Linked DNA regions of Homo sapiens: region 2 is linked to region 1. A link is a loop called in an ENCODE intact Hi-C map of the cell type or tissue named here. Cell type or tissue: Caco-2. All regions are shown on one strand.

Evidence for each region. A loop is a pair of places that touch in the nucleus more often than their neighbours do. Peaks named below come from ENCODE experiments on the same cell type or tissue, not always from the same donor. Only the 100,000 strongest peaks of a DNase experiment are listed, where the experiment ranks them.
Region 2: a loop joins it to region 1, with 4 times the contacts of the local background. A loop is called at or near these places in 4 of 110 quality-filtered maps.

Annotation. Positions count from the first base shown.
Region 1 is chr20:57,325,856-57,328,355 of GRCh38, reverse strand. It overlaps LOC105372687 (a long non-coding RNA gene), which reads left to right. Exons shown (of 12, transcript XR_007067670.1): 2 at 253-398. Among named protein-coding and RNA genes, the nearest start is that of SPO11, 2.7 kb to the left of the region's middle. RefSeq lists enhancers at 1,015-1,517, 1,518-2,021. In Caco-2, no CTCF peak of the experiment used is centred here; a DNase peak (open chromatin) is centred at 1,515.
Region 2 is chr20:57,246,174-57,248,673 of GRCh38, reverse strand. All of the region lies in intron 1 of BMP7 (bone morphogenetic protein 7), which reads left to right. Among named protein-coding and RNA genes, the nearest start is that of BMP7, 19 kb to the left of the region's middle. In Caco-2, no CTCF peak of the experiment used is centred here; a DNase peak (open chromatin) is centred at 939.

The DNA of each region.
Region 1 (2,500 bases):
AGATAGGAATTCTGAAGCCCAAGGAAAGGAGTCCTGACTTTGGGAAGGAGGAGAGGACAGTGGAGCGAGACCCTGGAACAAGGTGGTTCCAAGGCCTTTGGGGGCCTGGTCCTGCATGGGTGGGGTGCTGGGGCTTGGCCCCAGAAGAGCTACTTGGGAGAACTGTTTTGTTCTTTCCGTTCCTGGTAATTTGATAATTTTCCAACTAAAACTAGTTTCCCATCATAAATAATGCACTCCCTCTGTTCACAGGGATGGTTGCCTGTGTTGATGGCTGTTCTGCATGTACCAAGCACTGTGTTGATGGCTTTACATTGCTGTTATCACAAATACTTCCTCACTGCCTACCTTGCACCGGGCAAGGTTTATTACCGAGGACACAGCTGTGAACAAGGCAGGTAAACCCCTTCCTCTTAGGGAGCTCGGAGCCTAAAAGGAGGGGAGAACTAAAGGCAATCAGGTGAACTTTTTTTTTTTTTTTTGAGATGGAGTTTCGCTCTTGTTTCCCAGGCTGGAGTGCAGTGGCACAATCTCGGCTCACTGCAATCTCCGCCTCCTGGGTTCAAGTAATTCTCCTGCCTCAGCCTCCTGAGTAGCTGGGATTACAGGCAAGTGCCATCGCACCCGGCTAGGTTTTTGTATTTTTTAGTAGAGATGGGGTTTCACCATGTTGGCCAGGCTGGTCTCGAACTCCTGACCTCAGGTGATCCATCCTCCTCACCCTCCCAAAGTGCTGGGATTATGGGCGTGAGCCACTGCACCTGGCCAGATGAACTCTTACATAATTAAGTTGGCAGGGTAAGAAATGCACTGAAAATAAATCAGTGACTTTAAGAGGTGAAAAATAGTACACCCAATTCACATATGAAGAAACTGAGGTTTGGAGAAATTAACCCTTTTGTGTAAGATTGGACCTCCAGTAAGTGACAGAGCTGAGAGTTAAACCTTGACTCCAAATTCATGCTCTTAACCACTTGGATATGAGGCATCTGTGGGGGTCTGGCTTGGAGTGTGTCATCGTTCTCTGGGGGCTTTGGTGGTGGTCTTAGTTTTCTCATCTTTCAAATGAGGGTGTGCGGCAGGTGGGTTCTCATGCGTCATCCCCAAAGAGGAACAAACAAATGAAAGGATCTTGCAGGCCAGGAGGTCAATGACACTGTCAAGGCTTGTCTGCTGGAAGGTGCCTCTCCCCTGGGACTAGAAACATTTCTGTCCACTTTTCCCTGTCCCCTGAGGACAGAGCCTTTGGTATCACTTAGCATTAGACTCAACCAGAAGCCAGCAGCCTTGCTAGACCTGACACAGAATGAAAGGTCCTGAGCTGGGTGGGGGCACAAGGAGAGGATCAGAACAGTGAAGTGAAGTGAGCAAACCCGTAATAAACCTGGCATTCCTAAGAGGAGAAACCGCAAAGTGCAAGGTGCGACTTGAAAGGACTTGGCTGGGGTTCCCACTGCGCTGACAAAAGCAGGAGGGGCAGCTCACCCTCCAGCAGCTAGGCTCTGCCTGTGCCCTGCAGGTATCCTGCTCCACGGCAGGACTCATAGGCCCTCCCCCAGCAGCTGTGTGCACCACCTTCACATCAAAGTCAACAGTCCCAGCCCCAGGCTGTGAGCAAGAACCAGAAAAACATATTCTGCTCCTAGCAACACATTGCAAATGAAACTGACAAATGCCAACTTGCAGGACAGTCTCAATACTGAGTTCTCCCTATGGGCCAGGAAGCTTCCCCGCAAACCCTACTAGCCGGTGTTTCCTCCAAACTCATACTCAGTCCCAGAAACACAGTAGAGGGCCAAAATCTTTGTGCAGGCTGGAAAGGAGTATTGTTTAAATTAGGTGCAAAGATCTGTTCCACCTCTAACACATCCAAAAAAGGGAAAGAAGGGAGGCAAGGATGGGGAGGCCCTTTCAACAAACCAGACAGGAGAGGATAGCATACTTCTTACATTTAAACAAGGTGGCTTATCTAGCAAATGTAAGTGAATTTTAACATTTTGTAGATTCATGGCAGGGCGCGGTGGCTCAGGCCTGTAATCCCGGCACTTTGGGAGGCCGAGGTGAGCAGATCACTTGAACTTAGGAGTTTGAGACCAGCCTGGGCAACATGGTGAAACCATGTCTCTACAAAAAATACAAAAATTAGCCAGGTGTGGTGGCCTGAGGTGGAAGGATCACTTGAGTCCTGGAGGCGGAGGTTAGAGTGAGCTGAGATTCACGCCACTGCTCTCCAGCCTGGGCCACAGAGCAGAACCTGTCTCAAAAAAAAAAAAAGAAAAAAGAAAAATATATGGTAGCTTCTTGTTAGACAAGAAGTAGAGAAAAGGCCATAATATTTTCTTTACTTCTTGAGGGTTTATAGCCATTTTTCCTTTGCATTTTTTAGCTTTCGAAAATTGTGAGACTGCTACATGCTTCTCATAAGATATTGACATAATTCAGAAGTGTGTGAGATGTGAGCGAAAGAGAAAGAGACCTCCCCGCTCCCCATCACTGCAGC
Region 2 (2,500 bases), 80 kb after region 1:
GTTTGCAGGGGCAGCTCAGTGATACTGTCCAAGCATCCATGAGCTTCCCACCTCCCCCTACCACCATCCTCAAATTCCTCATGTCTCTTACCTCATGCTTACAAAATGGCTGCTGCCGCCCCAGCCAGTTCATCCTCATGCAATCTCACATTCAAGGCAGGAGGATGGGGAATGGCACAAAGAGCTCTCCTTGCCTGCCTGCCTACCTCTTGGTTTCCTAGAAGTTCCTTGGAAGACTTCTCCTTGTCTCTTGGGCTAAACTGTGTGTAAGCCCCTGTCTTGTTACTTCGAGGGAGGGTGTGAATGTATGCAGCTGGCATCTGGCCAGCACAGTGGGAGGCAGGGGAGGGAAAAGTGGGTTGGCAGTGGTTGTTGGGTGGCCACATTCAAATGATTGAAATGGTTTCTCTCTCCCTCTTTGTCGTTGTTTCCTGTGTTGTATACAGTTAGATTTACAAAAGTTATTTGTACATGTGATGTGGTTCCACTGTATGCACATATAAATAGAGGCCCTAAGCAAGCTTCCAAAGCCTCCAGATGATAGTGTTCCACTGTGAATATATACAGAAGGTTGGTTGCACATTGACATTAATTTAACCAGACCCTCTGTAGCTCATAGAAAGATTTTAGTTATTCTTTAAACTCAAACCTACCTACAGGTAGGTACATTAGCTCTAACTTTGAGGACTATATAGAACTCTAGCCAACAGCCAGTTGTTTGCTGAAAACAAGCTTTGTTTTATTAACATAACCCTCCTGATCTCCTGAGATAGGGGCAAAATTTCTTGAAAATGACCCGAGGAGGTCAGGAATTATTGTCCCCTGGGAGGAAGCAGAGGCTGGGGTGGAGCTTGGTTTGAGTTCTGCTTGTGGGACAGGCGGCTCCTGTTTCCCCTGAGTGGAGGATGAACAGAGCAAGAGACTCAAAGCATTTTAAGAATCTGTGTCAGTGTTTGTTAGCCAAGGGTGGAGAGCTGCTTGAAAGAAACGCCTGCCTGCCCTGGTGGAATGGTGGAACCTCATGCTTACACTGGGAGCCTGATCAAATGTTTTCTAGTAAAGGGTTCTGGGCACCTATATGCCTTCTGCTTATTCCCGTGGGAGACTAACGTGATAGGGTCTGGGTGCCTCCTTAAGCCCGTTGGTTGGAGGAGATGATTAGGGGAGAAGCTGAGAGGTGGTTCTGAAAAATATTTTGCTTTCTATTAAATGGCTGCTGAGCAAACGGAACTCTCTGTTCTCGTCCCCATTGTCTTGCCTTGAATGTGGTTTTGTGAAGACATGTTGCTTGGAACCACAGCAGCCATCTTGTGACTGTGGGACAAGAGGCCTAAGAATTAAGTCAACATGCAGACAATGATGGAGCAAAGAAGACAGAAGAAATTGGGGTTCTTAGTCATATGTTTGAACTACTACATTCAACTACAATTGTTGGGGGGAGGCTCTTAAGCAGTTTGAATCACATGTTCACTCATGAATCAGTTGGGTCTAGAGGGTAGACCAGGCTGCATCAACACAGTTGCTGGAGTCAGCCTCTGGCCCTTTGTGCCTGGGCTGGGGTGTGGAGGTGTGTCTACTATCTGATTACAGCTATGTTAGCCATTGTAATAATCATCCCAGTAGTGAACATTTGTCAAAGGCTTACTATGTGCCAAGCACCCTTTGTCCTCTTTTGGTTTTTTTTTGAGATGGAGTCTCGCTCTGTCACCCAGGCTGGAATGCAGTGGTACAATCTTGGCTCACTGCAACTTCTGCCTTCTGGGTTCAAGTGATTCTCCTGCCTCAGCCTCCTGAGTAGCTGGGAGTACAGGCACGTGCCACCATGCCCGGCTAATTTTTGTACTTTTAGTAGGGATGGAGTTTCACCGTGTTGACCAGGCTGGTCTTGAACTCCCAACCTCAGGTGATCCGCCCACCTCGGCCTCCCAAAGTGCTGGGATTACAGGCATGAGCCACCGCACCCAGCCTGTCCTCTTTAGTTAATATTAACATATTTAATTTTCATGACAGCCATTTCAGGTGGGGCAGTTATTATCACCCCTATTTTACAGAGCAGATAAATGAGCAGAGAGCGGTAGTTGGCCCAAGACCACATACCCAGTTAAGCATCATTGGATTTGGAGATCCAGTTCCTGGAGACTTCCCTCTTACACTTGATCCTGAACTGCTTCTCAAGCCTGAAGGATAGGTTTGGAGCAGGCCAGTCAACAGCATTGCTAATTGGAGAGTCTCACATGAGGGCAGGAGGAAGACACATAGGGGTTTTACAGTTATGTGTGTCAGGCCTAATGCCCTGTATCTTTGCTTATCAAAGTTTCTGAAAACCAGGATGTATTTAAATTGATTAAGATATTGGTATATTTTCCCAAAGAGCTTCTGTTGAATTGATTGTGCCTCTTAGTATGGTGACAAGCGTGTGTTGAGTAGACCTGGCAATGGGTAAAGCTAACAACACTTATTATGAATAAAACTGCTAATTGAGTTTTAATGAAACTGCTTA